Regions from separate parts of the Homo sapiens genome. Here region 1 is linked to region 2. A link is an interaction called in ENCODE POLR2A ChIA-PET data of the cell type or tissue named here. Cell type or tissue: HCT116. All regions are shown on one strand. Each heading gives the region's core, and the rest is flanking DNA. Links, peaks and the distances in the headings are about the cores only. Region 1 holds the start of TRS-AGA3-1 (tRNA-Ser (anticodon AGA) 3-1). Region 2 holds the start of TRL-CAA3-1 (tRNA-Leu (anticodon CAA) 3-1).

Region 1 (9,919 bases), core at 3,472-7,471, 70 kb after region 2:
TACCTAAAGCATATGACTTTCCAGGCTTTATCTGAGCCATGCTGCTAATTTCGTTGCTAAACTTAATCTTTCCCTTTTCTTTCATGTTGTGGCCCTCCAGAATTAATCATTCTCCTTTAATGATCAAGGCCCACAAGCATAAATCTTGTACCCGAGAAATGGTAGACTCACACTTTTCCCCAATCAAACTTTCTAATGCTCATCCACCTGGAAATTGCAGTTTTCATTTTTATTTGTGTATTCCACCCTCTTTGTGCCATTATGCTGCTGGCCACAAGCAGTTTCCTTAAACTCTCCCTGTGTGGGCTTGTTTATATTTGTAGAATATTCCTCCTAATAGACACCAATCACCATAAGGTCAGCAACTGTGCTTGTGTTTTGTTTACCTTTGTGTCTATAGCACTAAGCACAACACCTGGCCCACCACAAAAATTTAATATTTTCTACTGTGTGTGTTTGTGTGTGTGTGTGTGTGTGTGTGTGTGAGACAGAGTTTCGCCTTGTCGCCCAGACTGGAGTGCAACGGCGTGATCTGGGCTCACTGCAACCTCCGTCTCCTGAGTTCAAGCAATTCTCCTGCCTCAGCTTCCCAAGTAGCTGGGATTACAGGCGCCCGCCAACACGCCTGGCTAATTTTTTATATTTTTAGTAGAGACGGGAGTTTCACCATGTCGGCCAGGCTGCTCTTGAACTTCTGACCTCAGGTGATCCACCCGTCTTGGCCTCCCAAAGTGCTGGGATTACATGCATGAGCCACTGCGTCCCGCCTGTTTTCTACTATTTATAGAAAGAATGACCTTCTCAGAGCTCCTAATTGAATGTTTAGTTCACAGTAAGAACCTAGTTTAGTATATTGCCTTACTTGAATCTGCTGATTGTTTTAGTCCAAATTCTTACTCATCTCATTCTTTGTCCTCCTTCTAAGTTATATTCTCTGTTAGAACAGCTCTAAGCCAGTCAAGTGGCTGCCCACAGGGCCACTAGCTATTACTAGGTCTGAGGAGGCAGTTCAATTACTGAAGGAGAGAAAATTGTATTCCTCATGTTGCAATTTTAAATTTCTCTAGTTTTTAAATTTCTATTGGAGAAATTCTTTTCCTTCTCTACATTCTTGGTCTGTATTTATGTAGAATAATGTTTCCTTGATTTGCTAGATCAAACCTATTTATATATTGATTGCAGAGAGTCCAGAGCCTATCCTGTGTAGAAGGTGATGGTTGTAAGCATGTCAGAATTAAATTTAAAATTCACTGTAACCTAAAACTAATGTTAAAATTGATCTTTATATGTTTTTCTCTTTGAGTCTGTGGGTAAGAATGATTAAACTCCTTTGTTTAATATCAGCTTTTTAAAAAATCCCACTTACCAGAACGTCTTCTTTCTACTGTCTCCCTCCAAGTGGGCAAGTGGGCCAAGGTGCTCTGAAGGGATGTATGGACTCTCCCTGGGGTGTGGGGGTGAAGGTCAAGAAGTGGGGTAGGGGAGGGAAGACAGTGACATTTTCTTCTGTTAAACCGGTGACCACTATCCATCGAATCACAGAATACAAATTTCTTTTTGCAGCATAGGTTTTTTTCCAAACAGTCACAGACAGTTGAACACTTGGAAATGCCTCCTTTAACAGTTGAAAATTTACAATGCAATAAAATCGTCTTTGCATCATGGCTATGGCATACACTGGAGTCCAGCTGGGTAGGGTCAAATTCTGAGACCTGTGATTCTTTACTCTAGTAAAAGCCATTTGCTTCTCCCCACTGCCCTTTAGGGTAACAATCTGGGATGGCTACTCTCTCCTACCTTTCCTTTGCCATTGATGGTACAATAATGATCAGTTCTTGGTATATCTTCTATTCTTCTTGGTACCAAGGAAATTTTTTTTTTGCAGCAGAGCTTGGAAGGACCCTGTAGGAGCTGCCTAGCAGTTCGGATCACAGAACACTGTTCCCAAGTAAGTTTCAAACTATTTTAGAAAAGAACTCTCCATAAAACCTGAAATATGAGAATAGTATTTTAAACTCTGTGTTTTCCATGGCTCTTTCTCTAATGCTTTCCCTTTAAGGGTGATGTCCTTTTATCTTGACATCATCACACTCAAAAGCAGGAACACTGTAATCCCAGCGCTTTGGGAGGCCAAGGCGGGAGGATCACGAGGTCAAGAGATTGAGACCATCGTGGCCAACATGGTGAATCCCTGTCTCTACTAAAAATACAAAAATTAGCTGGGCGTGGTGGTGCGCGCCTGTAGTCCCAGCTACTAGGGAGCCTGAGGCAGGAGAATCGCTTACCTGGGAGGCCGAGGTTGCAGTGAGCTGAGATTGCGCCACTGCACTCCAGCCTAGCAACAGAGCAACACTCCATCTCAAAAAAAAAAAAAAAAGAAAAGAACAGAAAAGAAAAAAAGGCAGGAACAACCAGGCAGTTGAGGAAATGACATGTGAAGCCATGGTCTGATTCATGAGCCCCTCTAGTGAAAATCAAGCAAGCAGTGAGGGAGTCCACAGTTGAGGTGGAAGACAAATAAAACCGGAGAGTGTCTTCCATTATTCTGTGAGCTTTGAAGATGGAGCAATGAAAAGTCAGCTTATAGAACTAGATCCCTAAAGCGGTACTGTTTGTTCTCAAAATATAAAAAATATGAAAGAAAAAAATAAAAATAAGTTTGACAATACCCTTAGCAGTATGGGACAGGCAAGGCCTTGAAAGTTATTTGCTTTAGGTAAACATGCACCTGTTTTATTTATTTTTGTATTAATTTTACATGTTCATGATTTATTGACAATTTTTTAGTAGCCAAGAATTCACAGAAGGGAACAGTGGTTTCACTTTATTTTTTATTTTTTAATCTTGTTTTTAATTGACACATAATAATTATACATATTTACAGAGTACAGTGTGATGATTTGTTACATTTATACATTGTATAATGATCAAATCATGGTATTTAGCATATACATCTCAAACACTTATCATTTCTTTGTGGTGAGAACATTCTTGTCTGTTTATTTTGTAATATACACTATGTGGCTGGGCAAGGTGCCTCATGCCTGTAATCACAGCATTTTGGGAGGCCAAGGTGAGAGGATCACTTGAGGCCAGAAGTTTGAGACCAGCCTGGGCAACACAGGGAGACCTCATCTCTATTTCAATTAAGAAATTTTTTTAAAGAGATATACACTACAGTATTATTTACTATGGGCACCATACTGTGTTTCCTTATTTTTCTGCACTGACTGTAACACTGGTTTTCATGACACTGTCCATCAGTGTGTCTCGTTTTCCATGTTACGTTCTTGTCTATAAGACATCTTTTCTCTTCCTTAGTAGTAGGAAGAGAAACAAAACAAAACAAAACAAAACCCTTCTAGAACTCGATGGCATTATTCAGAAACTAGATCAAATGCTGTTCTTCTACAAGGCAAAATTCTGTAAGATCAATCCTTGCTCAAGATCTCTGCTCCAGCCCCAGAACCTGAACTTGAGTCTGCATGGGCTTTCCAGAAAAAAGCATCCAGAAGGAGAGAAGCTCCTATTTATGCTACCAACACTCCTCTCTAAGATATGTTTCTGTTGTTATCATTGTTAAGACGGAGTCTTGCTTTGTCCCCCAGGCTGGAGTGCAGCAGCGCGATCTCGGCTCACTGCAACCTCCATCTCTGGGGTTCAAGCGATTCTCCTGCCTCACCCTCCCACGTAGCTGAGATCACAGGCACACGCCACTATGCCCGGCTAATTTTTGTGTTTTTAGTAGAGACGAGGTTTCTCCGTGTTGGTCAGGCTGGTCTTGAACTCCTGACTGCAGGTGATCCACCTGCCTCGGTGTCCCAAAGTGCTGAGATTACAGGCGTCAGCCACTGCGCCCACCCATTTAAGATATCTTTTTGAACAAATTTATATTTTCAATTTCTGATCATATATGTCAGATGGAATACTTAACTCTACTATTAGGAATTATTTCCTCAAAAGGGCTTTAGCATTTCATTAGCTTTCACATTCTAGAATTCTATTAGATTGTTTTTCCGAATCAAAGGAACCTGCATGCTGGATGTGGGAGAGGGTAGGAGAACTGATCAGGCTCCTCCTCTGGAAACCTGAATCTCCGTACACTGAGACAAGTCTTGTTCCTCCTGCCTGCACTGCTCAGTAGAGGATTTGTGGCAGTTTACTCTCACTGCCCCACTAATTTTGAAATGCAGTGCTCTAAAGAGACACATAAAAGAAGAAAGGATCTGGTATTTTATCAATGAACAGGGCCGGCACTCTGTTTATGAAAAAATATTAGAATCATTCTTGGATGAGGTAAAATAAATCACAACTCTTTGAAGATTTGCAGAAGAGAGGTGAGGACAAGCTCCACTTAAGCTGCCAAGGCAGTGATGCGTGAATTCCCCTAGGAATTCCTAGGAAGATACTCAGCTGTGGTCAACATTCTTTTGGTCAATGCGTTAACCCATAATTGTTCATCACAATGAGATTCTGCATCTGAGCTGGGGCTCTTTCTGTGCTCAGGATATAATCGCAACCTCACCTCGGTTTTAGTCACTCTTGCTTCACCACTGTCCTGGACCCCAGGACAGGCCACTCCACTTGACATGGTTGATTTTTTTTTAATTGGGTTATGTAAAAAATTGCTTTACTCAATAATCTTTTATTATGTAGTGGTTTGCTTATAAATGCCCAATATAGATTCTCATCTTGGTGACCATGCCTGTGTGCCACTTTCTCTTGTATTTGATCATGGATTTCCTGGAATTTCCTTTTCTACGTTAAACCAGGGCATTTGCTTGACTGGAGAAGATCCCTAATAAGGGGACAATTCTGTGAGACACAAACACTCCTAGCAATTTTTTTCTCTAAGGAAAGCTGTCTTCAAAATGGGGCATCTGTTTCAGGAAACAGAAAAACATCACCCTGAGCTCTTCTTAGGGCAAAGGAAAACATCAATAATACGACTGTGATAGAAGTACTTTTTTTTGTATGACTTTTCCTCATTGTTTCAGAGACATGGAGTATTTTTAGTGGGTCCATAAAGAGGAAAAGCCTACAGGTTGGAACAAGCAAGCTTCTTCCTGAGAGACAATAACAGACTTTCAACCTGGCAAGACACCGGACTTTCAATCTGGCAAGGTGTCAGTAGACTCCCTTTCCAACAAGAAAGGGACCGTAGTCGGCAGGATTCGAACCTGCGTGGGGAAACCCCAATGGATTTCTAGTCCATCGCCTTAACCACTCGGCCACGACTACGTGAAGGACACTTTGTCCATTAGCATAAGTCACTGTACTGAACTTTAGCTCCCTTGGAAAGGTCAAATTTTCTGCCAAAAAGTGTATTCGCTGTCAATGTTTCTTATTTTTTGACATCAGTTAGATGACTATCATGCTGTTGTGGTAAACTGACAAGTAACACTTTATCCTCGGACCTAGGAGGACCCCTTATTCTGATGTTTTGATGGAAGGAGACTACGCGGGGAGGCATTCCCAGAGACCAAGCTTCCTGCTCCATCCGCTTCTGATGGTGTTCCAGGAAACACCCGCAACAATTGCGACAAGCTCTAACATTTGCTGCAGAATTTTGAGTTATAGCAATGATTTGAACAACCTCAAATGGCCATCGATGTTTGACTTTTAAAATAAATTTTGGAAGATCCATATAATGGAAGATTCTGCAATTGATAAAAGGAATGAGATGCACTTCTATTTACTGAAAGGAAATGCACTAGTATTTCAGTGGTAGCCCAGTAAGAGGCTACACTTAGTAAGAGGATACACTAGAAATCCACTTATTGTCAGTTTGAGAGCCTGGTATTGCCTCTAAGAAACTTCATCTTTTCCCCTTGACAACTCCCCCTTTGACCTCCAGTAAAGGACTCCCCCTGCATCTCAAATCAAAGGTAGATTTTTACTACCTTTTTTTTTTCTTTTTTAAGTCCCCACTTATTTAAATGCCCTTTGAATGCTTATCTGAGCTTCACTAACGATTCTGGGAAACAAAAAGTAGATTTACTCACTTAGTGTGGTTTCCAGGTAGAAGAAAGAGAGATGAGGAGTAAACTCAAGGTCTTAATTCCTTATTCTGTCAGTTTTGGTAAATCATCTCTTGAAGGAAATCTGTCCTAAATTGTCAAATCTATTTACAAAACATTGTTCATACTGTATTCTTAGTATATTCTTGATGTCTATATACTAAAATGTAATGTTATCCTATATTTATTCCTGGTATTAGTATTTTCTGTTTTCTCTTCGTTTTGTTGAACAATCCTTGATTTAGAACAATAGTTTTGTCAATCATCCCTAAATGCCTGTTTATGGCTTTGTTGATATTCTCTGTTTGTTTGTGTGTGTGTGTGTTCTATCTTTTTATAATCTTGTTTCTAACATTTTAATTTGCTCTTTTCCTCTAAATTATTGAGAAAAAAGCTTTAACATCAAATATTGAAACATCTTTATTCTAATATATGCAAGTAGAACTATAAATTAGACTTTGGGCACAGTTTAGCTGCATTACACAAATTTTTATATATCTTATTTTATCTTTCATTTTAACTAAATGTGATTTCTTTAAGCTATGGCTTTGGATGAGTGTTTTTTCATTTAGTAACATTTTGGGGTTTTCCATTTTATTTCTGATATTGATTTTATTTTTATTATGCTGGGCCCACAGAATATATTCTGTGTCATTTCAATCCTTGTACATTTTTAAAGACTTGCATTAGGGCCCACCAAGGGTATTTAAAAATAATATGTAAATCAACATAAAAAAATCAGTAGCATTTCTATATAAACATAATGACCTAACTGAAAAACAAATCAAGAAAACAATCTCACTTATGATAGCATCAAAAAATAAAATACTTAGGAATAAATTTGACCAAGGAGATGAAAGATTTTTACACTGAAAACTATAAAATGTTGAAAGAAATTAATGACAACATAAATAAATGGAAAGATATCCAATGTTCATGAATTAGAATAGTTAATAATGTTAAAATGTCCATGCCATCCAAAGCAATATACAAATTCAGTACAGTCCTTATCAAAATTCCAAAGGGACATTCTTCACAGAGGTAGAAAAAATAATCCTAAAATTCATATGGAATCACACACACACACACACACACACACACATGCACCAAATAGCCATAGCAATACTGAGAAAGAAAAACAAAGTTGGAGGCATCACACTTGTTGCTTTAAAATTATATTATAAAGCTAAAATAATCAAGACATATTGTTCTGATAGCAGCATAATCATTCCTGAATAGAAACAGAAACAGACCAATGCAACAGAATAGACAGCCCAGAAAAAAACTCAAACATATACTGCCAACTAATTTTTGATAAGGGCATCAAGAGGACACAATGGGGGAAAGAATAATCTCCAGCCGCCCCGTCCGGGAGGGAGGTCGGGGGCAGCCCCCGGCCGGCTAACCGCCCCGTCCGGGAGGTGGGGGGGGGGCCCCGCCCGGCCACCGCCCCGTCTGGCAGGTGGGGGGCGCCTCTGCCCGGCCGCCCCGTCTGGGAAGTGAGGAGCTCCTCTGCCCGGCCGCCACCCCGTCTGGGAGGTGTACCCAACAGCTCATTGAGAACGGGCCATGATGACGATGGCGGTTTTGTCGAATAGAAAAGGGGGAAATGTGGGGAAAAGAAAGAGAGATCGGATTGTTACTGTGTCTGTGTGGAAAGAAGTAGACAGGGGAGACTCCATTTTGTTCTGTACTAAGAAAAATTCTTCTGCCTTGGGATGCTGTTAATCTATAACCTTACCCCCAACCCCGTGCTCTCTGAAACATGTGCTGTGTCCACTCAGGGTTAAATGGATTAAGGGCGGTGCAAGATGTGCTTTGTTAAACAGATGCTTGAAGGCAGCATGCTCGTTAGGAGTCATCACCACTCCCTAATCTCAAGTACCCAGGGACACAAACACGGCGGAAGGCCGCAGGGTCCTCTGCCTAGGAAAACCAGAGACCCTTGTTCACATGTTTATCTGCTGACCTTCCCTCCGCTATTGTCCTATGACCCTGCCAAATCCCCCTCTCCGAGAAACACCCAAGAATGATCAATAAATACTATTAAAAAAAAAATTAAAAAAAAGACATAGAGAATTAAAAAAAAAAAAGAAGAAGAATCTCCAATAAATGATGCTTGGAAAACTGGATTTCCACATGCAAAATAATGAAATTAGACTCTTATACCATACACAAAAATCAACTCAAAATGGATAAAACACCTAAATGTAAGACCTGAACACAAAACTTCCATAAGAAAACAGGGGGAAAGCTCTTCGTCATTGGCCTTGGCAATAATTTTTTTGGATATCATGCCAAATGTCCAGGATACACAACAAAAATAAATAAATGGGACCACACCAAACTACAAAGTTTCTGCACAGCAAAGAAAACAATCAACAAAATAAAAAGGCAACTTACAGACTGGGGAAAAGGAGTTAATATTCAAAATTTATAAAGAACACTTATAACTCCATAGCAGAAAAACAAATAACCTGATTAAAAAATGGTCAAAGAGACTTACCTTCTGAGCACAGCTGGCAGCACTACAGTCTCATGAAAAATGTGCAAAGGATCTGAACAATTTCTTCAAAGAAGACATAAAAGGGCCAATATGCATATGAAAATGTGCTCAACAACATTAATCATCAGGAAAATGCAATATTAAACCACTATAAGATATAACTTTACACCTGTTAGGATGGCTATTATCAAAAAGACAAGAGACAACAAATGTTGGCAAGGGTGTGGAGAAAAGAGAACCCTAGTACACTGTTGGTGAGAATGTAGATTTGTGCAGTCATTATGGAAAACAGCATGGATGTTTCTAAAGAAATTAAACATAGAACTACCATATGACCCAGCAATTCCTCTCCTGGATATAAACCCAAAGGAGATACAATTACTACCTCGTAAAAGACATCTGTACTCCCACATTCACTGAAGCACTATTCATAATAGCCAAGATATGGAAACAAACTATGTTTGTCAATAGATTAATGGATAAAGAATCTGTGTGTGTGTGTGTGTGTGTGTGTGTGTGTGTGTGTGTGTGTGTGTGTGTGTGTATAATATTACTCAGCCTTAAAAAAGGAGATTCTACCATTTGCCACAACATGGATGACCCTGGAAGATATTATGCTCAATGAAATAAGCCAGACATAGAAAGAAAAATACTATGAGATCTTACTTATATGTGGATATATATTTAAAAAAAAAAAAAGGTCAAACATACAGAGAGAATAAAAAATTGGTTGCCAGGGGTAGCTGAGGAGAAAAGAAATAGGGTAATGTAGGTTAAAGGATACGAAGTAGCAGATATGTAGCATGAACAAGTCTAGAGAGCTAATGTACAACATGGAGACTCTAGTGAATTGAATTGTATTATATTAGGGATTTTTGTTAAATGAGTAGAGTTTAGATGTTTTGTCCAAAAAAAATGTAACTATGTGAGATGATACATGTTAATTTGCCTCATTGGAACAATCATTTTACTATCTACATATATTTCATAGCATCATGTTGTAAGCATCAAATATACACAATACAATATCTTTTAATAAATAAATAATATATATTTTTAGTTGAGTGTAGTGTTCTATATTTGTCATTTAGGTAAATAGATTTGTTTAAATAATCTTTATCTATACTGAAATATCATTAAATGTGTATTGTAAAATTTCTGTGGCCATGGAGGTGCGCTGCTCAGATCTTCCTTCAAGGAAGAACTTGTTTTCAGTTGCAAGAAATGCTGTCAGCTGACAGCCTCCAAGGCACTTTTACCATCTTCAGCTACAGCACTTTTACCGTCTTCTACAGTGTTCAAACTGAGGTTGTTTTCTTCTTGGTGAGCAGAGTGGGTGTACGCTAAAGCCTGGCCATTTCCGCTTGACTGGGGTCTTATCTATGAGCAATTT
Region 2 (9,919 bases), core at 3,605-7,604:
GATTCAATTTCTTCCTAACTTGTAAAGAAAGATTAGAGAAAATAAAATAAATATTAAGGAGGTTTTTAGAAAATATACTGCCCAGAAGTTCATGAAACATTGACTATACTGTGCCTCACAAGAAGCAGTGTATAAAAGACAATTGGATTAAGACATATTTCAGTTGCAATTTCAGATTCACATTACATTTTTATATTATTCACTGTCAGGTATCCCAATTTTTTTTTTTTTTTTTTTGACACGAAGTCTCGCTCTTGCTCCCCAGTCTGGAGTGCAATGGCACGATCTTGGCTCACTGCAACCTCCGCCTCCTGGGTTCAAGCGATTCTCCTGTCTCAGCCTCCCGAGTAGCTGGGATTACAGGTGCGTACCACCATGCCCAGCTAATTTTTTGTATTTTTTAAGTAGAGATGGGGATTCACCATGTTGGCCAGGCTGGTCTTGAACTCCTGACCTCAGGTGATCCACCCACCTCGGCCTCCCAAAGTGCTGGGATTACAGGCGTGAGCCACCCCACCCGGTCTATCTCAAATATTTTTAACCTACATTTAGAGGTTTTCATTTCCACAGAAAATGTATACATAGACTTCAACAGGAATAGGGAACTACTAGTGCAAATATTCAACATGTGCATATATTAAAATATATACTGCCAATTTTGCATATGATTGAATTGCACTTAGTATATAGGAAAAGTATAGTTGCATTGAAAAGATTAAAATCTACAAACAGTAATCCAATTTTAAAAAGAGATGTTTCCCGTTTAATTTTAGAGTAACAGATGAGGAAATTACAAATTTAAAAATGATAACTCTCCAGGCCAGGCGCGGTGGCTCACGCCTGTAATCCCAGCACTTTGGGAGGCCGAGGTGGGCGGATCTCTTGAGACCAGCCTGGCCAACGTGGTGAAGCCCCATCTCTACTAAAAATACAAAAATTAGCAGGGCATGGTGGCAGGCGCCTGTAATCCCAGCTACTCGGGAGGCTGAGGCAAGATAATTGCTTGAACCTGGGAGGCGGAAGTTGCGGTGAGCCGAGGTTGCGCCGCTGCACTCCAGCCTGGGCAATAGAGCGAGATTCTTCAAATTTGTGTACCATCCGTTTAGGCCCTTATAGTTTAATTATAGAAACTCAGTGGCACTCCTTGCTACTAGAATTTTAAATTGTTTCTCTCTTTCACAGTTCAATCCTAGAAAAACCATTGCAACAAGGTTCTTTTTCTTTTTCTTTCTTTTCTTTTTTTTTTTTTTTTGATGATTTCATTTTCACAGTCCTAGAAACGTATTTTTCAGTCATAAAATGTACACTCTTATCTTTAGAAATAACTGTTGCCGGCCGGGCGCGGCGGCTTACCCCTGTAATCCCAGCACTTTGGCAGGCCAAGGCGGGTGGATCACCTGAGGTCAGGAGTTCGAGACCAGCCTGGCCAACATGTTTAAACCCCGTCTCTACTTAAAATACAAAAAATTAGCTGGGCGTGGTGGTACGCACCTGTAATCCCAGCTACTCGGGAGGCTGAGGCAGGAGAATCGCTTGAACCCAGGAGGCGGAGGTTGCAGTGAGCCGAGATCGCGCCATTGCACTCCAGACTGGGGGACAAGAGCGAGACTTCGTCTCAAAAAAGAAATAGCTGTTGCCTCCCACAGTGGGTAATATTTGCAGAAAAGCATCTGAGAGCTCTAGAGAGAGGAGAGACAGGATTATCACTATAGAGCATAGGCGACCCTACAGGGCAGAAGACAGTGATGTTTACTGAACTGTGTAACGAAATGAAACATGTAAGGATGACTTCCGGTGGTGAAATCACAGTTCGGATAGTCTGAGGAGAAGGGGGAATGCCTAGAAATCCATGTACAGAACAGCCCCACTCTGTTGCTATGGCCTCCTCTTGTCCAGAAAAGTTCCCACTGGCCCTGGGGCAGCATCAAGTTGGAGCTACTGCATCAGGACTTAAGTCACAAAGAGCAAAGTGACCCCACAGGGTCAGGGTCGTAAGCAGAGGTCTATGCGAGTCAGGAGGCCTGGGTCAGAGGGAGAGGGCAGGGCCGAGAGCGGGGAGTTACTGGAGGAAGGGGAGAGGTGACGTGGAAACGTCTCCTTCATATCTTGTTCCTCAATTCCCATCTTGGTCTCCAGTACTGTAAGAATTATTCAATTCCGCACTAACAGTTGTATTCTTCTACCTTTCCATTCTGTAATCAGTGAGTTCGGAGCTCCTGTTTAGTCGGGCAAATTCCAGAGAGAACTTTTGCGGCTGGGATTCAGCCAGAAGGCGAGCCGTAAGCCGTGATTACTCATCATGTATAGTTTCAAGGATTTTTGTCACAGTGTCAGGATGGCCGAGTGGTCTAAGGCGCCAGACTCAAGCTTACTGCTTCCTGTGTTCGGGTCTTCTGGTCTCCGTATGGAGGCGTGGGTTCGAATCCCACTTCTGACACAGCCTGATCTTTTGTTTTTCCCTACCAGATTTGTACCGAAAGTTTCGCCAAGGAATGCCACAATAGTTCAGCCGTTTCTACCTCCAAGATTTCCCTCCCCAACCGATGTTCGCCAAACAGGGTCTCGCAAAGAGAGAGGCATCTCTCTTACATCAAACCAATCGACAAAGGAAAACCCCACATTTACAGAATCCTGGGATATTTTCAGTGCCATTTGGACGCAGTCCCGCAGCACTGTTGGAGATCATTTTCTCCTGCGAGAAAGTAAGCAGCGGATTTCCATCTATTGGTCTGTGAATCCGCTAACATAAAAATTAAACAAACAAAAAAAGAAAAGAAAAGAAAAAAGGCACGAGAAAAAGGTCTCCGTTCTCAGAGAGCCCTGTAGGAATGTTCCAGATTCCTGTATATCGTCTGTCTCTCTGAAAGGGGAGTCGGACATTGATCTGACCAGCAACTGTCGTAAACTCACACCGCTCTAGCAACGACGGTAACACCCAGTTCTTTTCCTTAGCCGTTCAACTGATCAGTCAACTGATCAGTGACTAAAATCTTCACTGCTTTTCTGCACACGTAAAATAATCTGTTACAAACTTCTACCAAAAGATTTCCTAGGTTACCTCTAAAACCTAAGAGGAAAGAACCCTCAAGATTATGACACTGCTGAAAACAAGTTTGGGTCATCAATAACAAAAGAAATAATCATCCTGTTAAAAAGAAACTAAGTTTAAAGCTTCTTCTGAGATTGCTTCTCAGAATTATCTGATTTGGATATCCTTTCTGTCTCTTGTTTTTGAAGATAAAAATTGCATTATATGAAGTATACATAGATTGAAATCTTGGGCTGAAAATCAGGGTCTTAGGTTTTTTTTGCAATATTAACATTACCTGGGTTATCCTCCTGTATAACTTTTAAATTATTACCCAGCAATTCCACTTCTAGGAATCCACCTCAGTGAAATTCCAGCTCAGCTCCATGATTGACCTTGCCAAGTACAGTCCTTCTAGCATTTTGAGGTAGCAGATTGTTAGAGGCAACCTAGATGTCCATCAGGTATACTGCCTATGGTTTTCATACTATGCAGCAGCCACAAGTGACCAAGCAGGTGTACATGTAGCAGGATGAGTGGATTTTTCAAACCGTGTTGAGTAAAAGAAAAGAAGTTAGGATTTATTTTTTTTTTTTTTTTTGAGATGGAGTCTTGCTCCCTTGCCCAGGCTGGAGTCCCATGGCGCAATCTCGGCTCACTGCAACCTCCACCTCACGAGTTCACGCCATTCTCCTGCCTCAGCCTCCGGAGTAGCTGGGACTACAAGCACCCACCATCACGCCCGGCTAATTTTTTGTATTTTTAGTAGAGACAGGTTTCACCGTGTTAGCCAGGATGGTCTTGATCTCCTGACCTCGTGATCCGCCCGCCTTGGCCTCCCAAAGTGCTGGGATTACAGGCGTGAGCCACCACGCCCGGCCAGAAGTTAGGATTTAAATCACGCAAATCAACAACGTATTTTTCAAGGATAGTTTATTATAATTTTGTCCGGGCGCGGTGGCTCACGACTGTAATCCCAGCACTTTGGGAGGCCGAGGTGGGAGAATCACTTGAGGTCTGGAGTTCGAGACCAGCCTGGCCAATATAGCGAAACCCCATCTCTACCAAAAACACAAAAATTAGCTGGGCGTGGTGGGACGCGCCTGTAATCCCAACTACTTGAAGGCTGAGGCAGGAGAATCGCTTGAACCTGGGAGGCAGAAGTTGCAGTGAGCCAAGATGGCGCCACTGCGCTCCAGCATAGGAGACAGAGTAAAACTCCATCTCAAACAATAATAATAATAATAATAATAGGCCGGGCGCGGTGGCTCACGCCTGTAGTCCCGCCCCTTTGGGAGGCCTAGACGGGCGGATCACTTGAGGTCAGGAGTTCGAGACCAGCCTGGCCAACGTGGTGAAACCCTGTCTCTTCTAAAAATACAAAAAAAATCAGCCAGGCATGGTAGCGCGCGCCTGTAGTCCCAGCTACTCGGGAGGCTGAGGCACAAGAATCGCTTGAACCCAAGAGGTGGAGGCTGCAACGAGCCGAGATCGCGCCACTGCACTCCAGCCTGGGTGACAGAGTCAGACTCTGTCTCAAAAATAATAATTTTAAATATTTTAGAGAGGGTGCCTGTATGTTGGGAGAGAGGAAAGGGCTGTATGGTGGGCATGACAAAGAAAAACAACATAACAGTAAAGGAAAAAGAGAGAGAGAAAGAGAAAGATTTCATTGACCGATAACAAAAATGAGCCATGGATAGTTTGATTAATTTACCTCTCCAAACCTGACGCCTCTTCTTCCTTTCTTACCCGCCTCCATGATTAATTCCACTTTTTCACTCTTCTCACCTCTGCACATTCACAAGCACCTACCACCCTTTCTTGCTCCAGGAACCTCTTAAAATGATAAAATTATTAATTATTTTTCTCCATTCTCCACCTTCATCTTTTCCAACCATTCTTTTGAATTGGGGCAGTTCATTTTTCTGTTACTGATTTTATTTCTGCTTCAAAGTATTCACAGTGTATTTTGGGCTAGGTGGGGGAACCGGAAAAGTAAAAATAAAAATATTGCATGACTTTTGTTTCTCTCTACAAAGCACCTGCTTAGGACGCTGAATACTGAGCTTTGAGGGTCCCTCTAGCCAGGAAACTGTTACGGAGCCAGATGGTAACTTAGGAAGCACTGTTCTGAGTATTTGCCACTTTCCCTATTGTTTCATTTCTGAATTAACCCGAAAGATAGCAACATAAGGTATTTTGATGATGCTATGTTTAGCATCATTTAGAATAGCACCGGGCAAAATAATAAATACCGTTGTGAAAACCAGGAGCGTACGCCACCCATCCGAGGTCTTTTCCTCCTTTGTCGGAGTCAGCGTCTGCTGACTACGAGTTACATAATGAAACTTAAGGAGTAACAGTGCGTGTCAGGATGGCCGAGTGGTCTAAGGCGCCAGACTCAAGTTGCTACTTCCCAGGTTTGGGGCTTCTGGTCTCCGCATGGAGGCGTGGGTTCGAATCCCACTTCTGACACAGCTATTTTGCCCCTTTAATCCTAGGATTGGGGGACTGGGTGCCGTGGTTTACACCTGTAATCTCAGCACTTTGGGAGGCCAAGACAGGTGGATCACCTGAGGTCAGGAGTTCGAGACCAGCCTGGCCAACATGGCGAAACCCCATTTCTACTAAAAATACAAGAATTAGCTGGGAGTAGTTGTGGGTGCTCGTAATCCCAGTTACTTGAGAGGCTGAGGCAGGAGAATCGCTTAAACCCGGGAGGCGGAGGTTGCAGTGAGCCGAGATCATGCCATTGCACTCCAGCCCAGGCGACCAAGCAAGACTCCCTCTCAAAAAGCCAAGAGGAAAAAAAAAAAAAAAAAAAAAAGCAAAAAACCACTAGGATTAGGGGACTAAGCGGGGAGGATTGTTTGAGCCCAGGAGTTCCACCCCGTCTATAGAAAAAATGAGCGGTGCTTGGTGGCGCGCGCCTGTAGTCCCAGCTACCTGGGTAGGAGAATGGCTTGATCACTTGAGCCCAGGAGCGCGAAGCTTCAGTGAGCTGTATGATCGCGCAACTGCACTCCAGCCAGGGCGACAGCGCGAGATCGTGTCTAAAACAAACAAAAACAGGAGAAAAGGGCTTGAGATGTAGATTTTACCAAAACCATTTTGCAACTACCACCTTTCAGGAGCTTTCCCCAATGCTTCCGACCACATTTTAACTTAACAAGCCCGTGAGTGGGACTTACGTATTCCCTGTATAATTATTTTCAGCATCTTAATGGTTTCTGCGAGGGTATGCGATAGGCTGGAGTATTATTGCACAATCGTCTGGTTTCCTTCCTCAAGGTCAAACCACCACCACCACTTCCCCCCACCCCCTCCCGCCTTTCTTCTTTCCATGTTTCCCCGTTCTTCCTCTCCCTCGCTTATCTAGACCCCCTTTGATTCTTTCTTTGGTGATGGGAGAAGGGATGTGAAGTGAAGGGACAGGATGTAGGTTATTACGGGACGCATGTAAGAGAAATATAAGACCATGATGGATGAACAGAGAGATCTTCGTCTTGATTTAAAACTCTACCGAGTAATATATATATATATATATATATATATATTTTTTTTTTTTTTTTTTTTTTTTTTTTTTTTTTTTACAAATCCCTCGTTTTGTTAAGGTGGGAGACATACATCCAATATTTACTTTCCATTCTGTTCCGTAGTAATGTTTTCAATTACTGCCCCAAATTAGCAGCTTTCAGAAACTTCATTTCCTACAGAAATGAAACAACGAACATACACGCAGAAGACAATCCAAACATACTCGAATGTACTGGCAAACAGCTATTGCAAGATCCTATTTTATGTACCCAACGATCAGGGGTGAATTGTTTTTTGTTGCTGTTGTTTTTGTTTTTGGTCTTCAAATGGAGAACTTCAAATGTTACCGGGAAGTGCAAAGTCCTCCGTTCTTGTTTTTTGGTTAAAAGAATTTAAGCAAGAGACAAACAACAACGAAGATAACACCTTAAGGCAGTTTATTGCAAAAACGAAAGTACACTGAAAGCTGAGTCAGAGCAGGCTTCTTGAAGATGAGACAGCGCCAGCTGGCACTGGGGCAATCCCCTTTTTGGGATTCTTTTTTAATTTTATTTTTATTTTATTTATTTATTTATTTGGAGTGCAGTGGTGCAATCTCGGCTCACTGTAACCTCCGCCTGCCAGGCTCAAGCAATTCTCCTGCCTCAGCCTCCGGAATAGCTGGGACTACTGGAAAGCGCCACCACACACGGCTAATTTTTGTATTTGTAATAGAGACGGGGTTTCACCATCTTGGCCAGGCTAGTCTCCAATTCCTGGCCTTGTGATCCGCCCGCCTCGGCCTCCCAAAGTGCTGGGATTACAGGCGTGAGCCACCGCACCCGGCCGGGAGTCTTATATGTTTATTCAAAAAGTGGCAGGCAGGAGGAGGTGTGACTAGTAAGCATGTTTTGGGTGATCCTCTGGGTGCACATGCGCTGTGGCTATACATGCTAGTACATCCATTGCATGTCTCATTAACATCTTAAATCTCCACCCAAGGGTATGTTTTTTACTATTATAATGAGCAAAAGGTTACTTTTGGGGCAAGCAAAACTGGAGCAAACTATACTCCTCTTGCCTTCTTGGGGTGGAAAGTCCCTTGTGGTGTTAGTTCCTGCTTGAGCCAGATAAGTTCAACTGCAAGAAGGGTCCAAGGGCTCTTGAAGTCTCAAATGCGGCTGATGTGTTACAACAGTCATGGCCCCCTTCCTGGGTGTGCCAGAGATGGAGGCCAGCCTGGAGCCCACCTCCCTGTTCATATTTAACTGTTGTTTATTATTATTATTTTGAGACAGTGTCGCTCTGTCGTTCAGGCTGTAGGGTAGTGGTGCGATCTCGGCTCACTGCAACCTCCGCCTCCAGGGTTCAAGTGATTCTCTTGTCTCAGCCTCTCGAGTAGCTGAGATTACAGGGTGCCACCACCACGCCCAGCTAAAACCCGACGGGGATTCACCACCTTGAGCAGCCTGGTCTCCAGTGATCCCGTCGCGTCTGGATCCAAAATGCTGGGATTACAGGCGTGAGCCGCCGCGCCCGGCCAAACACAGCATTGTTTTAAAGGCAATGTGCAATAGTAGCAAACATAAGCCTCTTGAATCAGATATATGTGTTTAAATTCCAGCTCCATCACTTCCGAAAGTAAAATGTGTGGTGTTTTATATTATTTAGATCATTTGTGAAACTTTTCTTCATCTGCAAATGTAGGGAAAATTCTTCAAAATTCTTTGGGTATTGGCCGGGCGCGGTGGCTCACGCCTGTAATCCCAGCACTTTGGGGGGCTGAGGCTGGCGAATCACCTGAGGTCAAGAGTTCGAGACCAGCCTAGTTAACATGGTGAAACCCTGTCTCTACAAAATTACGAAAATTAGCCAAGTGTGGTGGCGTGCGCCTGTAATTCCAGCTAGTCTACTCGGGAGGCTGAGGCAGGAGAATCACAGGAACCCGGGAGGCAGAGGCTACAGTGAGCCGAGATCGCGCCATTGCACTCCAGCCTGGGCCACAGGGCAAGACTACGTCTCAAAAAAAAAAAAAAAAAACTTAAAAAATCTTTTGGGGATTAAAAAGAATTTGAGCAGTTACTCAAGAGACCATTCAGCTTCATATTTCTATTTACTGCCTCGGGCATTTTTACCGATTTGCAACAACTCAAATTCTCTGCTCCATCGCCATTTCTGGACCAAGGTGTCCTACCTTCCAAACACTTCAGAAAATGTGCTCGGAGTACCTTTTTCTCTGACAATTAAAATCTTTCAAACTTATACCTCACACCCCATCATGTGCTCGTCATCCAGCATTTGACTTCCCTGTCAGGACTTCTTTCGTCCTCTTTTGAGCTCCCAAAATGTACTGGTGTTGTCAGTCACATGAAAAGCCGAAAACCTGACTTTCATACAAATATAACATGAATGTAGTGTTTAAGATTTCATATATCTCACTAATTACTAAGTCAACTGAGAAAACCCCTTCAAAGATGAATTTGAAGAACAAACAACACACAATAGAAAGGCTGAAAATTGTATCTCAACTGAGTAAAATCTTAGGGTTAATGTAAACATGAATCACTTGCGTTATTATCACTTTTCTATAACTTAACTTCTACCATCACAGAGCTTAGCCTAGTGAATAGAAAGTCAAAGATGCATAGCTCTAAAAAAATCAGACACTTGCTAGAGGGTCTGCCAGACAATGCCAAGCACGTCACTGAAAGGAAGGACCCAGTAATTTCTGTTGTCGATTTTTAAGTCTGACAATTCTTTCTGACACATATGACATGTTATAAAAGTTGCTTTGAAGTAAACATGGGAGATTGTTAAAGGAGATGGAGTCTTGTTGTTTGTTTGTTTGTTTCTTTGGAGGTTATTTAGTTCTGACCTTGGTCTTCAGTTTGCCAATTTATACAACTAGGTGTGTAGATATTTAATTTTAATATTTGACGTCGGGCGGAACATTTAAAAATCTTTTATGCTTTCCTTGGTTTACATTCTTTCTAATGGACTCTTTATATTTCCAACATGAATAAAAATGAATGTATTATTTTACTTTTGTTCTAAATCTTTCTTCTATATCTCCCTACTTGATTATTTTTATTTAAAATGTCAGCTGTATTATGTAGTGTAAAGGGACTCCAAAATCCACAAAGTCCAAATAAGGTATTTCTTAGGCTCAATACAATGTGCCAGTCAGTTGAGATGGTCAAAATCTAGCAGACCAGAGATATTCTCAAGGTTATTAAAGAGCCCAGAATTTGATTCAAGTAACTAACTCCATATTAATCTTTTCGGGGAAATTTTTGAAGCTTTCACTTGTAAAGATGTCTTTTAGGGTAGACAGCAGTAGCAATATATTTTCTACAAACTCTATCAATGCAC

Evidence for each region. Peaks named below come from ENCODE experiments on the same cell type or tissue, not always from the same donor. Only the 100,000 strongest peaks of a DNase experiment are listed, where the experiment ranks them.
Region 1: POLR2A ChIA-PET joins it to region 2 with 5 read pairs; 8 of 35 experiments call an interaction of 5 or more read pairs at or near these places.

What each region holds. Positions count from the first base shown.
Region 1 is chr6:27,527,530-27,537,448 of GRCh38, reverse strand. It overlaps TRS-AGA3-1 (tRNA-Ser (anticodon AGA) 3-1), which reads right to left and starts at 5,241; the gene lies at 5,160-5,241. In HCT116, for the core only: no CTCF peak of the experiment used is centred there; DNase peaks (open chromatin) are centred at 4,077, 4,388 and 5,128; H3K4me3 peaks cover 1,840 bases; H3K27ac peaks cover 1,650 bases.
Region 2 is chr6:27,598,156-27,608,074 of GRCh38, reverse strand. TRL-CAA3-1 (tRNA-Leu (anticodon CAA) 3-1) reads left to right here and starts at 5,400; the gene lies at 5,400-5,506. TRL-CAA2-1 (tRNA-Leu (anticodon CAA) 2-1) reads left to right here and starts at 2,330; the gene lies at 2,330-2,437. RefSeq lists an enhancer at 5,980-6,480 and a cis regulatory region at 7,384-7,556. In HCT116, for the core only: no CTCF peak of the experiment used is centred there; a DNase peak (open chromatin) is centred at 5,464; H3K4me3 peaks cover 2,174 bases; H3K27ac peaks cover 1,564 bases.